Regions from separate parts of the Homo sapiens genome. Here region 2 is linked to region 1. Evidence: chromatin loops called from intact Hi-C (ENCODE). Cell type or tissue: endothelial cell of umbilical vein. All regions are shown on one strand. Each heading gives the region's core, and the rest is flanking DNA. Links, peaks and the distances in the headings are about the cores only.

Evidence for each region. Hi-C counts contacts between places; a loop is a spot of excess contacts. Peaks named below come from ENCODE experiments on the same cell type or tissue, not always from the same donor. Only the 100,000 strongest peaks of a DNase experiment are listed, where the experiment ranks them.
Region 2: it touches region 1 in a loop (12-fold over the local background); 53 of 110 quality-filtered maps call a loop at or near these places.

Annotation. Positions count from the first base shown.
Region 1 is chr5:78,960,000-78,968,344 of GRCh38, reverse strand. ARSB (arylsulfatase B) reads left to right here. Exons shown (of 8, transcript NM_000046.5): 3 at 3,739-3,929. Among named protein-coding and RNA genes, the nearest start is that of ARSB, 21 kb to the left of the region's middle. In endothelial cell of umbilical vein, for the core only: no CTCF peak of the experiment used is centred there; a DNase peak (open chromatin) is centred at 3,254.
Region 2 is chr5:78,895,759-78,904,103 of GRCh38, reverse strand. All of the region lies in intron 4 of ARSB (arylsulfatase B), which reads left to right. Among named protein-coding and RNA genes, the nearest start is that of ARSB, 85 kb to the left of the region's middle. RefSeq lists a silencer at 3,946-4,035. In endothelial cell of umbilical vein, for the core only: a CTCF peak has its summit at 4,087 (motif pointing left); a DNase peak (open chromatin) is centred at 4,083.

The sequences.
Region 1 (8,345 bases), core at 85-8,084:
AATAATAATAATAATAATAATAATAATAAAATAAAAAATGAATATTTCCTTCACAAAGGTTTGGTGTGTTTTTTTCTCCCTGTGGAATGTATTCACAATTTTTCCTTTTTTTTTGAAGGGGGTGGGGGAAGACTCTTCCATTGGCATTCTTCCACCTGTGAAATCTGTTTTTGCAATCACAAAGTTGGGGAAGATAGGTTTTAAAAAACAAAGGAAAATGAGGAGGCCAAATAAATGGTAATAAGAAGGATAATAAGAAATAATAATAAGTATTTTATAAACTTGATAGCCCTATGAAACTAAATGTGAAACCTAGAGTTTGTTTTAAAATATGCCCTCTTTAAACCTGTAATAACCTGTGCCTGAATTAATAACCTGTGTATCTTGCCAGTAGCTATATATCTTTCTTTCAAGTTCTTTTTATAGTGAGCTATCTGTTTAGCTATTTAGCTACCTACCTACCTCCCATCTGTTCATTTATTTATTTACAACCCTCCGTAGCCAAAAAGGAACACATATTGAACATAGAAAGTTTAAACAGGATTAAATAATCAGGATGAGTAGAAAAAGATGGAATAGGTTAATGGCATCAAATTACAGAAAAGTTGCATGGCTCTAGGCTGTCTTCATATTCATCTCTGATATTTGAAATTTCTTTTTTTTTTTTTTTTATATACGGAGTCTCGCTCTGTTGCCCAGGCTGGAGTGCTGTGTCATGATCTCGGCTCACTGCAACCTCCGCCTCCCGGGTTCAAGCAGTTCTCCTGCCTCAGCCTCCTGAGTAGCTGGGATTATAGGTGTGTGCCACCACGCTCAGCTAATTTTTATATTTTTAGTAGAGATAGGGTTTCACCATGTTGGTCAGGCTGGTCTCGAACTCCTGACCTCGTGACCCACCCATCTTGGCCTCCCAAAGTGCTGGGATTACAGGTGTGAGCCACCGCGCCCAGCCTGAGATTTGAAATTTATTTGTCCGAAGAGGGAGAAAGAAAGGAAAAGACTATAAGAGTTACATTATTTACAAGATAAATGGAAACCAGATGTTCAGGAAAAGCAAAAGCATTTTCTGGCTCTTAGGCCTGACAGAAATTTCTCCTTTGGGAGAAGGAGAAGGTAAGGTGGACAACATCTTTAAAAATGTCATTTTAATAATACGTTAGGTGGTTTTCTTGTAGATGTTTTGAGGTATTTTCTTCTGTTCAAGCTAGGGCCAGAGCACCAAAGTGCAATTCAGTAAAAGTAATTATATGGGGGCCAAAACAATGCAGCTGAAGCACATGGCTCTGTAATGCCTCATTGGATTCAGGGTTAAAATCAAGATGCAAGGATGTCAGACAGGAGGGTGTGTGTGCCCCACTCTCATCCAGGTCCACCAGCAGACCTCACTACTCAATCTTAGCTTTTTTTTTTTTTTTTTTAAATGGACCCGGATGTATTCTCAGTACCTCAAATAGCTGTTAAAATTAGACTTGATGTAAGATCACTTTGTCATCTTGGAAATTCTAGAGGAGCAAACAGCCTGTACATCCTTAGAAATTTTTCAATCAGGCCTTTGCTAAAAGATGAGTCAATATCTATACTCTGGGAAGAGGATGGGCTGTAGATATTTTGAATTGTTTATTAAAACCAAGTTAGGTACTTAAAAATTCAGCTGGACAGAAGGTAGAAATGATATCCTTTTATGAGAATTAAGAAGCCTAACCTGGATTTAGATGAACACACACCCCAAATTCATTTGAAGGGAGACTTGCAGCCAAGAAGGTTATGATGACCACACAGCTCTTCTCACTGTTACATCTCAGCTCTTTTGCTAAAAATCAGGTGATGGTGGGATAGTTGCACAAGCCTGTGAATACACTAGAAACCAATGTCTTTTACACTTTAAATGAGTGACTTGTGTGGTATGTGAATTATATCTCAATGCAGCTGGTACATAAAGCATCAGAGAAGATTTGGTTGTTCAAGAAGCATTTTCTATTTTTTTCCCCCAAAAGCATAGGCTGCCATCATCTTTAGGCTCAGTATTGAAGTTCAAATTTGTGAATCATTATTATGAAGAAAAGCTTCATGTGATTGTCACATGGTTGCTTGGTATTAGTTTTGCCAAGTATGTGAATAGTTTTATTTCTGGAATTCTCCTATCTGTATTATCTTTTAAATATTTGTAGTTCATGCCTTTGCTAATGAAGTGTATCTGTCCTATATTCTGCTAACTGATAGAAAGCAGCTCACACTTAACAGTTAAAGAACCTGAAGTGATTTCCTCAAGCTTTAATGCCCAGTAGTTATTAAAAACCTTAAATAGACCTCCAGTGTTCTGACATTCTAATCACCCATGTAAGGGCTGAAATTATTTTTATGGATACATTTCTTTCTCTGTTACACATTAATTAACAAGTACTTTGTATTTCGTTTTCCATTATATACATAGGAGAAAAGATTGCCATATAAAAGTTATTTTAAGACCAAAGTATTAATTGTATTCAAGATCTTGAATTTATTGAGTCATAGAAAAGGAGAATTTAATTTAAAATGAATTGATTTATTATATAAACTATGTAAAGCTCTTAATTTTCATTATAGGGAAAGTTCAGGACTGAAGAAAGAGCTAGGTCAATTTTATCATCCTCATTTTAAGGTTAATAAGCAGTATATGTCAGGAGATAGCTAAGAGTCTAGCAAATATTTCTTTTTAATAACTTTATCAAAGTATAATTCACATATCATACAATTCACCCAATTAAAGTGTACAATTCAATGATTTTTAATAAATTCAGAAGGTTGTGCCACTATCATGGCAATCCAATTGTAGAACATTTTTATCATCCCCAAAAAAGAAACTCATCCACCTCAGCAATCACTCCCCATTTCCCCCTAGTCCCTCCAGCCCTAGGCAGCCACTAATCTATTTTCTGTCTCTATAGATTTACATGTTGTGGGCATTTAATACAAGTGGAATCATACGTAGCACAGCTTATTTTAATACTTTAAAATATAGAAATATAATATTTTAAAATATAGAAAAGATGGAACATTTGCAGAAACAACTATATTTGAGAAAACCCATTTTCTTCCATGTGAAGTCTAAATTATGGGATAGGCCGTTGATGCCATTTAAATCTGGGGTGAAATTGAGATCATTTTAGGTAGAAAAGTCTTATTTCAGTGCTCACTTTAGTTTGATCTGTTGGCTCTGTTATGTCTAGAGATCCTCTATTAGGAAAGGTTTGTATCTTTCACCAGTGGGTGTCAGCATCTGACTAAAGATGACTCTTCCTAGAACCACTTCTGTAAATAACCTTGAAGCCAGTCTCGCAACATCAGTAACAACAAACATTGTTTGAATCCTGCACTCATTTATGTGATCACCTTAGAGTAAAAACCTGTAACAAGTCACATTAACTGTACATTATTTTTACCATTATATAGCTTTGAAGGATTGAGATTTTATCACCCTTACTGAGTTTCAACTCTGATAAAAAAAAAAACTGTTAGTGTTACATGATAGCGCCTATATTCTAAAGGCGAATGAGGAATAGATTTGAGTTTTTATGCAGTAATGTTTTAATGCCTTCTGCCACCAGATATAGACATGTTGAGAAATGGTGCTGATTAGCCTTGTCATTTGATTAGCCTCGTCACGGGTAATCAATTGCATTAGGCAATTAAATGCTGAAACATTAGTTTGTTTAACAAGTTTTATGCTATGCTGACTATTTTCGTCTTCCATTCTTGCAGGATATCTCCTGGGTAGTGAAGATTATTATTCCCATGAACGCTGTACATTAATTGACGCTCTGAATGTCACACGATGTGCTCTTGATTTTCGAGATGGCGAAGAAGTTGCAACAGGATATAAAAATATGTATTCAACAAACATATTCACCAAAAGGGCTATAGCCCTCATAACTAACCATCCACCAGAGAAGGTAAGTTTTGCTTCTATTTACTGATAGCAAAATCTTGTTACACTAATGTCTTTTCAGACAAATGTAGGAAAAGGCCATTGTTGTTTAGGGAAAAATCTAATAAATTCTAGGGAAGTCCTTTTCAAATTATACAGTATCCCAGAATCAGCCTGGGAAGCTTGTTAAAAAGGAAGATTCCTGGAGCCCACCTCTAGGGTGTGATTTATTAGGCGTGGGAGAAATCCGTACATCAGCATTTTAGAGAAACTCTTAAAAGGTGATTCTTAAGAGTGGTCCCCAGATCACACTTTGAGGAATACTATGTTGGTAGTATTTCAATAGAAATATAGTTTAAAAATTTTGGTATATTACGTGCATGTGCTGTGAGTAATTAATAAAATGACTTAAAAAATGATTGGCTTAGGTGTAAGGTGAGGCTTTATTATGACAAACTTTTGGTTAAGGGATCCATAAATTTTGGGATCAGGGCAGTTCCTCTAACCTTGTACTTCCTCCCTACAAGAATATTTTGCTATTCTAGATCTTTTGCATTTCCATGTTAATTTTAGAATCATCTAGTCAATTTCTATATGCCAGCTCCCCCCTGCCCAAAGTGTCTGCTTGGATTTATATTTGAAACTATAGAACAACTTGGGGAGAATGGATGTCTTAACAATATTGGGTCTTCTAATCCATATACCTGGTATACCAATGAGCTTATTTTTCACATTTACTATACTGATGCTTTTGTGTAACACATGAATAATCTTATTATTATGATTATTTTGTTAACCTAGAGTTAACTTCATGAGGTAAAGTTTAAGCTAAGTTCTCTGGATTTAGCTTATAAATGCTTTTGAAATGGGAACAAATATTTGTATTGTCAGACACTGGGCTCAAAATATGGCTTCATTAAGAACACCCATAAAAATAATACTTCAGTGGGACCCTGACACAACAAATTATAGAATATGCAGTGCTCCCTGGTTCTTCCAATTTCCTGCACTTTGCCTCTTTGACAATGCCTGAAGGTCCTTGGTGCAGGTCTGTCTTAGTCTGTTTGTGTTGCTATAAAGGAATAGCTGAGGCTGGGTAATTTATAAAGAAAAGAGGTTTATTTGGCTCGTGGTGCTGCAGACTCTACAAGAAGCATGGCACCAGCATTTGCTTCTGGGTAAGGGCTTCAGGAAGCTTCCAGTCATAATGGAAGGTGAAGTTGAGCTGGCGTGTGCAGATCACATGGCAGGAGAGGAGAGAGAGAGAGATGCCAGGCTCTTTCTAACAACCAGCCCTCTCAGGAACTAATACAGTGAGAACTTATAACTGCAAAGATGGCATGAAGCCATTCGTGAGGGATCCACCTCCATGACCCAGACAGCTGCCATTAGGCTCCCACTGGGGATCAAATTTAAACATGAGGTTTGGAGGAGGGTCAAATATCTAAACTATAAGAAGATCACCGTGTGGATTCTGGTTTACATACCTGTTTGGACTTGGTATGTGGCTGCTGGTTCCCCTTCCAGTTTCTGCCTGTTTGAACTCAGTATTGGAAATCTTCCCTGAATGAGTTAAATGCCAGATTGCTGGCATCCTTATTTGACTTCCACAAGCTAAGGTAAAATCTTTCAGAAGACAACTTTACCTCGAACTTCAAATTATATTTACACTATCAAATGTTATACAACTCCTGACATTCATTAAAAAATAATAGAAACCCCGTCTCTACTAAAAATACAAAAAAAATTAGCCGGGTGCAGTGGTGGGTGCCTGTAGTCCAGCTACTCTGGAGGTTGAGGCAGGAGAATGGCGTGAACCCGGGAGGCGGAGCTTGCAGTGAGCCGAGATCGCACCACTACACTCCAGCCTGGGCGACAGAGCAAGACTCCGTCTCAAAAAAAAAAAAAAAAAAAAATCGAGCACATGTAGAAGTGAAAACACAGATAGAGGTGTCTGTCCTCAGCTGCGTCCCACTTTTGGCGATCACTCTCCTATGCTGATATCTTGAAGCAACCATGCTTTCTGTGGAACACGAAGAAATGGGAACATTCTCTCAAATATGTGGAAATACACAGATTTTAAATTTAAATCTAAACAAATATTCAGATAATTGGAAAAATAGTTGCTAGGTAATTGGCTTAAATCCTCAGTTTTCTTCTACATATTTGACATTTTATGGATGCACCTTAACACTTAACAAGGTAAAGTCTTAAGAGAACTGTGTATTATTCTTTGAGGGAGCCACCATTTTACACATAAGCAAACTGGCTTAGAGAAGTTAAGTAACTTGTTCAAGGTCACAGAGCTATTGAGAGTCAGAATCAGAATTTAAACTCATGCTCTCTGACTCCAGACCTCATGTACTTAATCAGCCTCCCTAGTTCACAGCTAATATCCAAGACCAGAGATTCTGAGTCCCAGCTCATGATTCACCTTAATGATTTCAGTCCTGACCATATATTAGAATCATCTGGGAAACTTATAAGAAATACTGATGCCAAATATTGTGATTCATTGGTCTGAGGTGGGACCCAATCATTGGTGTTTCATTATTCCTCCTCCTGGGCTCCTACCAGTGATTCTAATGTGCAGTCATCACTGACACCTGGTGCAGTGACAGCCATTCTCGGATGGGTCATTCAGGGCATTCCTCTCAAATATGGAGAGGCAAGCAGAAGCCAGCTACCTATTACAGGTTCACAATCTGCCATACCTTAATCTGTGCAACAACTGTAATCTGCCCACAATACAAATTCATTCCTACTGAAGAACGATGGAATATTCCCTCACAGGGTTCCATAACATTAAGCAGATAAGAGGAAGCAACTGGAGTGAAATAATAGATCTTTGTGGGTGGGCTCTCTTAACTAGGGTGGTGGGGAAAACACGGAACTGAGGACAATAGGAGGCCCTAAAAGCTTGCTAGCCATGGAAGGAGTGTTATTACCATAGCCGCTGTTCGTAGGTAACTGTTTGGAAATTGCCAGATGAGAGGATGGTCATTTTCCTATTGTGTCTGAAACATGCTATAGCAGTATCCAGCATTCCCAGTATCTTCAAAGGAAAGTTTCAGTCATAGACATAAGTGAATGAAATAATCAATAGTCAAGCTGTAACCCAAGAATGTTTAAGACAGCTAATACATGTTTACATTTTCAATTCTGTATAAAATGATGCAACTCACCAGTTTGAGGAGCTGAGCTTTTCACGATTTTATCCCGATGTTGAATCTAATTCTGGGCTAATTTCTCAGGTACTATATATAGATTGTAGCATAAGGAACTTGTTCTAAGATAAAAATCATTAAAGAAAGCCACATGAAGAATCCACAGGCTAACTTAAAATTGTGCCTATTTTAAAAAGCACTTAAGAGGAAAAAAGCATTTGGAGGCAGTTCATAACTGAAACACAGTTGCTGATGCTGGACTCAGGAAGGTACTGCTAATTACCATTTCACATATGTTAAGAAGGAACCTTCTTTCTCTTTTTCAGCAGGATAATTCCCCATACTAGTGACACTACAGACTGAAAGTAACATATTCATAAAATATCTTTCTTTTAAAAACAGCCCCCCGTCAGCCGGGTGCACTGGCCCACACCTGTAATCCCAGCACTTTGGGAGGCCGAGGCGGGTGGATTGTGAGGTTAGGAGTTTGAGACCACCCTGACCAACATAGTTAAACCCCATCTCTACTAAAAATACAAAAATTAGCCAGGCCTGGTGGCATGCACCTGTAATCCCAGCTAGTCAGGAGGCTGAGGCAGGAGAATCGCTTGAACCCGGGAGGAAGAGTTGCAGTGAGCCAAGCTCGTGCCACTGAACTCCAGCCTGGGTGACAGAGCAAGACTCCATCTCAAGAAAAACAAACAAAAAAACACCCCCATGTCAGCACTTTGCAGAATGGAAGCAAATGTAATGTTATACACCTGATCTACTAGAAGCTTCTTAAAGAAAATGTTAATTTCTAGTGGAAGACTCTTACTTTTCTGTGACACAATTTGGAAAAGAATGTCTTAATTTAGAAGTCAAAGAAAAACAATTTCAAAACCTATCATATGCTTTTTTTTTCATTTATACTTTAAATTAGGAGAATACACTAAAGAAATGAAAATAAGACTTTCTTCCTCACTGAAATAAGTTTTCTTAGCATGGTGAGGATATTTACAGTATATATCTTAGGAACCATGTAGCATAAATAAAGGGAAAAGAACCCCCAATATCTCAAACATGAATATGCTAATAGCTCTAGGTGATAATGTCTTGCTTTTATGTAATACTTAGATATTTAGTAATGATTTCATGCCTAGGATTTCATTTCACATTCCCAAGACACTGGAAAGGGTTACAGGTAGGGTTGGAGCTAAGGCAGTAACTGTGACAGTTGATGAGAACAGGGATCTGGACCTAAGAAAAAGCAGGGGAGAGATCAGGCTCCAGTG
Region 2 (8,345 bases), core at 144-8,143, 64 kb after region 1:
ATTACACACACTATGATTTTTTTATATGACATTCTGGAAAAAGCAAAACCTTAACGACAGAGAAGCATCAGTGGTTGCCAGGGGTTAAGGCTGGGTGTACAATTTGTCTACAAAGAGGTGGTACAAAGGAGTTATATCACAGTGATAGAATGTTCTATCCTGATTGTGGTGGTATTTATATGACTCTATTTGTTAAAATCCATAATGATGCACACCAAAATAAGTGAATTTTACTGTATGTAAATTAAAAAGAAATCACCAGCACATGATTTCATATCTGATATGGTTAATATATCTTCATGACTATGTGAAGTATAGAAAAGATTCATGTAATCTCTTATCTATTTTGAAGTCATTTTCCATTTGATTCCATAAACTTTCAGGAAGCCAAAAATGGAATAAACAATGAAATGGTCTCTGATACATACAGAAAGCTTTCCAAAAAAGAATTTTGTGTTTCATATGCCAGGCAGATGTTTTGTAGGGTCAGCTTACCACAAAAGGCCTCGCTGAAAAAATGCAGTATAAAAGTAGGGGCCTGTAAGAGAAAGAGAAGCACATTGACTCCAGAGGAGGTCTACTGTTTTATAAAAGAAGCCAAGCAAATTTGATGGACTGGTGAAAACAAGAACAAAGAATCTGACATGTCTTGGAAGCTCTGGGTTTTGATAATTAGGGAAGTATTTAGAATGCTGTCTCGAGGAATCACATCTTTTGTGCTGAGATATATCCCTGCTTGTGTTCTGAAATATACATGGAGTGGGCAGGCTTGGACTGTTTAAATGAAGCAGATTTTTTACATTCTTGTGACACTAGGAAGACTTTTCCTGAATGTAGGATTTTTTCTTTAACGCACCTCTCATCCAAATGGCAAAACATCCAGGATGGGTGCTTACTTGCAATGAGATCTCCCCAGCTGACCAGAGCTGTACTTTCTCCCACTGCTTATTCCCCCTCTGAAGTTACATCATCATTTTGCTCCCTGGTACACCATTATGGGTCTTATCTATTTTTATACATAAATATATTAAACAAAACTGTTGGTTTTAAGAAACTTTTGACCTATTCTAAGACCTATTCTCTGTTTTTCTATAAAAGTTTTATGGTTTTAGCTGTTGCATTTAGGTCTTTGATCTATCTTCTTTTTCCTCATACAGTATTGTTTTTATTGAGATATAATTCATATACCATGAAATTCATCCTTTTAAAGTATACAGTTCACTGGTTTTTAGTATATTCACAAAGTTGTGCAATCATCACCATTGTCTAATTCTAGAACATTTTAAAAATTAAACATACAAGAAATTCTCTACCCCTTAGCAGTTACTCCCAACTCCCTTTCCTCCCTCTGTCAATCACATAATCTATGTTTTGTCCTTATGGATTTTACTAAGCTAGACATTTCGTAAAAATGGAATCATACAATATATGGCTTTTTGTGTCTGGCTTCTTTTATTTGGCATAATGTTTTAGATGTTCATCCATTTTGTAGCATAAATCAGTATTTCATTTCTTTTTGCTGATGCATAATATCCCTTTTATTGCTATACATTGCTGAAAATATACATTTTAAAAAATCCATTAATCAGTTAATGGATATTTGGGTTGTTCCTACTTTTTTGGGCTATTATGAATAATGCTGCTATGACCATTCAGGTACCAATTTTTGTGTGGACATATATTTTTACTTCTCTTGGGTATATACCTAGGTGTGGAATTGGTGGATCATGTGGTAAATCTATGTTTAACTTTATGAGGAACTGCTAAACCCTTTGCCATGGTTTGAAGGTATCTCCCAAAAGTTCATGTGTTGGAAACCGAATCCTTCTGTCCTCATGAATGGATTAATGAGGGTTTTGCCATCATGAATAGATTAATGTCACTGTCACAGGAATGGGTTCATTACATTGAGAGTGGCTTTGTTATAAAAGTGAGTTCTCTCAGTCTCTCTTGCTCTTGCCCTCTTATCATATGATGCCCTCTGTCATGTTATGACACCACATGAAGGCCCTCACCTGGTGCCAGCACCATGTTCTTAGACTTCCCAGCCTCCAGAACCATGAGCTAAATAAACTTGTTTTCTATATAAATTAACCAGCCTATGGTATTCTGTTACAGCAACAGAAAACAAGACTAAGACACTGTTTTTCAAAGCAGCTGCATCATGTTACACTCCCACCAGCAATTTATGAGTGTTCCAGTTTCTCCACGTCCTTACCACCACTTGTCAATTGTCTGTCTTTTTTGTTATATAGTAATCCTATTGGGTATAAAGTGGTATCTTCTTATGGTTTTAGTTTGTGCCTCTTGGATGACTAATGTGGGACATCTTTTTGTGTATCTATTGACCATCTATTTTTGTGTATCTTCTTTAGAGAAATGTCTATTTAAATCCTGTGTCAATATTTTAATTTGGTTATCTTTTATTATTGAGTTGTAATATGATTCATCTTTAATTTTTATGTGTGTTATGAAGTAGGGTTTGTCAAGGTTTTGTTTGTTTTTTTTAACGTAGATATCAGAATACTCTAGCATTATTTTTTTTTGAAAAAACTATTTCCCTATTGGTTGGTTTGGCACCCTTGCTAAAAAGCAAATGACCATTTAAATGTGGTTGTTTTACTAGGCACTCCATTCCAGTTCCATGAAATCTTGATTACTGTAGCTTTATAGTAGTTCTTGAAATTGGATAGTATAATTCTTCTAACTCTGTTCTTCTATTTGAAAATTGATTGCAGTCTTGGGATAAATATCACTTTATCATCATGTTTGTGGTAGGCAGAGTAATCCCCCGTCTCCCTCCTGCCTCCAAACATGCCCTAAAGCCTGGAACCTGTGAATATGTTATGTTATATGACAAGGGGAATTAAGATTGCAGACCAAATTAAGGTTTCTGATAAACTGACCTGAAGATGAGGAGATTGTCCTGGATTATCTGGTTGGACCAGTGCAATCGGTGACCTTAAAAGTGGAAGAGGGAGGCAGAAGAGGAGGTCGGGTAATATGATATGAAAAGGATTCAACCATCATTGATGACTTTTTTTTTTTTTTTTTTTCCTGAGACGGAGTCTTGCTCTGTCGCCAGGCTGGAGGGCAGTGGCGCGATCTCGGCTCACTGCAAGCTCTGCCTCCCAGGTCCCGGGTTCACACCATTCTCCTGCCTCAGCCTCCCAAGTAGCTGGCACTACAGGCGCCCGCTACCATGCCCAGCTAATTTTTTTGTATTTTTAGTAGAGACGGGCTTCACTGTGTTAGCCAGGATGGTCTCGATCTCCTGACCTCGTGATCTGCCTCCTTAGGCCTCCCAAAGTGCTGGGATTACAGGCGTGAGCTACTGCGCCCGCCCATTGCTGACTTTGAAGGTGAAGGAAGAGGGCATGAATCAAGGAATGCAGGATTTCAAAATGGTAGTATAGAAGCAAGCCAGCTTCAATCCCTCAATAGAAGACCAAAAACAAATATATAGCATTGAGATTTTCACCAGCAACAACCCAGAGTTCAAGTATGAGGATGAGACAGCCCCCAGGGCCACAGAGAAGTGGAAAAACCTTGAGCATATGATTGGAGAATCAGATTTCCACGTCTGCGAGTCCCCTCCCCTACATTCTTTCAGCACCAAGCATGTGGAAAATCTCCCTCAATTCTGTTTTTACACTGGAAAAAGTGAAATTGAGTGGTCAACCAGCTTCCTCACCTTCTTGGGTTCCGTAGCAGGAGTCCTGTCCCTGCCTTAACTCATGGGAAGCATTGTGAGTGCCTGTAGGGAGAAATATCTCTGAGGACAGGCTGCAACAAAGGTCAGAAGGTGAGACTACCATCCCCAACCCTGGAAACTCTGCTCTGTAACTCAGCCAAATGAGACACCAAATCAGAGTGGCTATTCAGCAGCACCACACTGTAGGAGGTACATTCCACAGGTTCCCATGGGCAGGAACCCCTAGCCAGTCTTCCCACACTGCTGACTAGGGGTTCCTGCCTAGGAGCCTGTAGAACATACCTGGGATAATCCCTTTGGTGACTCCCCCATTTGGGACAGGCAGCACTGCAACCGTTTACTAGAGCCAAAGTGAACCTGGGCTTATAGCGCCACCTAGAGCCGAAAAGGAGGCAGCAATCTAGTTGCAAAGATTAAGCAAATATATTCAATGAAAGACAAAACAAGCTGGACAGAGAAAACTAGAATCAATAATTAATCCTTCAATGCAAAGACATAGACATATACCCGCAAGTAACAACAGCAAACAGGGAACCACAGTCTCCCCAAAGGACAAAGCAAAAATCCAATGACTGACCCTAACGAGATGGCGACTATTAGCTTCTGACCAATAATTTAAAATAGCAGTTTTAAGGAAACTCAGGTATCTCCAAGATAATACAGAAAAGCAGAAATTTATCAGAGAAATCTAACAAAGAGATTGAAATAATTTTAAAAAATCAAACAGAAATCTTAGAACTGAGAAATACATTTGCCAAACTGAAGAACTCTTAAGAGGCTCTGAGCAGCAGAGTGAGCCAAGCAGAGGAAAGAATCTATGAGCTCAAAAACCAGCTGTGTGAAAATACACAATCAGAGAAGAAAAAAGAAATAAGAATAAAATGTAACAAAGACCACCTACAATATGTAAAAAATTACCTCAAAAGACCAAATCTAAGAATTACTGCTGTTGGTGTTCAAGAGAGAGTGAAGCGAGAGCAAGGGGTAGAAAGTTGATTCAAAAGGATAAGAACTGAAAACTTTCCAAAACTTGAGAAAGAGAAATATCCAGCTACAGAAAGGTCAGAGAACACCAAACAGATTTGACCCAAATAAGACTACTCCAAGGCATAGAAAAATGAAACTCTCAAAGGTCAAGGACAAAGAGAGGATCCTAAAAGCAGCAGAGAAAAGAAGCAAATAACACGTAAAGTAGCTCTAATTCATGTGGCAACGGATTACTCTAAGGAAACTAAACAGGCCAGGAGGGAGTGGAATGGCATTTTCAGATTGCTCAAAGAGAGACAAAAAAAGCCTGCCATCCAAGAATATTGTATCCAGCAAAATTATCATTCAAATATAAAGGAGAGATAAAATCTTTCCCAGACAAACAAAAGCTGAGAGAATTCACCACCACTAGATCCATCTTGCAAGAAATACTAAAGGCAGTTCTTCAGTCTGAAAGAAAAAACGCTAATGTGCAAAAGAAAACTTTTCAAAGTATAAAACCTACAGGTAAAATTAAGTACCTGGACAAACTCAGAATACTCTCTTACTGTATTGCTGGTATGCAATCCACTCATAACTCTACTATGAAGCTCAAAAGACATGAGCCAAGGAGTGAAAACAGCCTCTAGAAGCTAGAAAGGCAAGGAAATGGATTTGCTAGAAAGGCAAGGAAATGGAACTTCCAGAAGGGAATGCAGCCCTCTCAACACCTTGACATTAGCCCAGTGAGACCTGCATCAGACTTGTACAGGCCTCAGCAGCTGAATGTATTGTACAGCCTGCAGAACTGTACAATAATAAGTGTGTATTGTTTAAGCTGCTAAGTGTGTGGTAATAGAAAACTAATGTATGTTTTTTTATATAAAGCTAAATTTGATTTCCTAAATATTGTTAAAGATTTTTACACCTGTGTTCATTGTGGTTTTCTTTTTCTGTAATGTCTTTGTTTCATTTTGGTGTCAGAGTAATGCTGGCCTCATAGAATAAGTTGGGAAGTACAGGATTCCTATCTATTTTTTGAAAGAGTTTGTATAGAACTAGTATTATTCCTTTCTTAAATGTTTGGTAGAATTTGCCAATGAAGGCATTTGGGCCTGAAATTTTCTTGGTGAGAAGGTTTTGTTTTGTTTTGTTTTGAGACAGAGCCTCACTCTGTCGCCCAGGCTGGAGTGCAGTGGCACAGTCTCGGCACTGCAACCTTTGCCTCCCGGGTTCAAGCGATTCTCCTGCCTCCGCCTCCTGAGTAGCTTGGATTATAGGTGCCTGCCACCACACCTGGCTAATTTTTGTATTTTTAGTAGAGCCGGGGTTTCTCCATGTTGGCCAGGCTGGTCTCGAACTCCTGGCCTCATGTGATCCATCCACCTCAGCCTCCCAAAGTGCTGGGATTACAGGCGTCAGCCACCGCACCCGGCCTGTGGGGAGGTTTTTAATTACTAATTTCAATGTCTTTAATGGGTATAGGGCATGTACGTTATCTATTTTTTCCTGAATGAACTTAGATTAATCATTTTTGAAGTCTTAGTTGCTAGAAAAAAATATTTAAAAATTGGTGAATTTTCTCATTAAAGCAGCTTTTAGTGCATTTTTGAATATAGTAAATATAAATATTTTATATTTATAGAATATATTTTAGATCTGAAAAATAATTATTATGAGAGTCCACATATTACAAAAATACAAATATTATATCTGAGTCCTTACTTACCAGGAGATCTGATTATAACTTGATTTCCCATACATTTATGCCACTCCCATGGGCCATAAACATGCCAGTCACTGTGATAAATTTACTTTGTAAATCAATTAATTGACTTTGTGATTATATATATATCATTTACAGTGATTCTGCTTCTAAAAAGTGGAACCTCTTTCCATATGCTGTTAGAATTATTTATAAGCTTACAGAGGTTTAGGCCAGACCCCAAACTGTGTTAAATTCACAAGGTAATGAGTGCTAACCTGTGAAGCCTCTTGAAAGAGAGGTCACTACCTATCTCTGGCCATATGTCCCAATCCTGCCATTGTATAGGGCAGTGGTTTTTACTGAGAGTATTTTAGAAATTCACTTGAGTGTTACTGATAGTTAGTGAGTAGGGGGCTCAGGATGCAATGCCCGTAATAACCCCACACAGTGAGGAATTGTCCCAAGTCCTGTACAACTTACAAAATATCCTGCTGGTTAGTCATGAAGATTAAAAGCTTGTTTACAATTTTCTGAGACTAGAACCTAAGTCTAGTCTCTATGTTTTACACATAAACACAAAGTATTTTTTGCGTGGTTTTAATATATAATTAATATTCTAATCTTTATTTTAGCATTTATCCCTGCTCTCTCTTTTTTTTTGTATTTCTACTATAGAATGGCCTTAAGTCCAAATTTATTTCGTCTATAACTGTATGCACTCATCTAACCACTTTGCTATGTCTTTTAGGGTTGAACCTGCGCATTTTCCTATGAAATACATGCTATTTTATTATTAATTGCCTTTTTCTACTCTGTATTACACTGAGAGTTATTTTTTTTAATTAGACATATAGTTACAGTATTGTATATAAATTCCATTTCAGGACAAAGGAGCATCACAAAATATTTGTTATGAAAAGGGTGGGGATGTTAGATTTGAAAAGCCTGAGAGGCATGTTATAGAAACAAACTTTCTTCTGATTTCAGTACTTTTCCTATCATTATAGTTGCTATTACATAAAAATGTAAAGTCTTGGAATGAGTCCATATTACTGCTTCAAAATAACCAAAACAATAAAAATGGATTTAACTTCTATTTCGCCTACAAAATAGCCTAACACAATTATTATATCCATCAAGTCTAGGACATCCAGCCATAGTGCTCACACATATGCATAGTAATCACAAATTTCAGTGCACAAACTTAGATCTGCAAAGAATATAACTTACTTCTTTTTTACCCTGTCACTGAACGCAGTACCTCTGGGGTCCCTATTCTGCTGGGTGGAGGAAACCTGGTTCCAGTCAATTCAGATCATCTCAGTTAATTCATGATCTCATCCTGGCTCCCCTCCAGGGAGCCAGTGCGTTGGAGCTGAAGGAAGTGTGTGGTCCATAGTCATCCTTGCACAAGCCTCTGCAGAAACATTCCTGTTCCTGGCTGGCCTTTTTATATCATCCATCTAGATCATGCTGCGACCTCCTTGCCTGCGGAGACTCTTTGGACCATCTCTGTGCCACATTTGTGCTCTTCTCAACACCAAATCAAAAACATTCATCAGTTCAGCTGCAACCCCTTCCACACTGTGGTGTGAGAAGCCTCTGAGCCTGCCTTCCATCACCTTGTGCAACCATTGTCATCTGCTGCTGCCACACTATACTGGGCACAAGAACCGCAGGGAGTCTTGCTATCCTCTCATCTGCCCCCCGGCTCCTCCAGGGGATGAGGCATGGTTCTTTCCACTCTTGTATCCCTCCGTCCATTATTTCTTCTACACTAGATCCAGTCCTGGGGGCAGAGCCCAAGATGTGTGCTTAAGGTCACAGCCATGTCCTTTAGCTTCGTTTCCAGTCCTCTCTCTTCCCCTGGCTCTGAGTGATTGCTTAAGCTAAATCTATTAGCTCATCCACCTGCTGACTATCCATTTCCGGAGCCCAGACATGGATCTCCCTGCC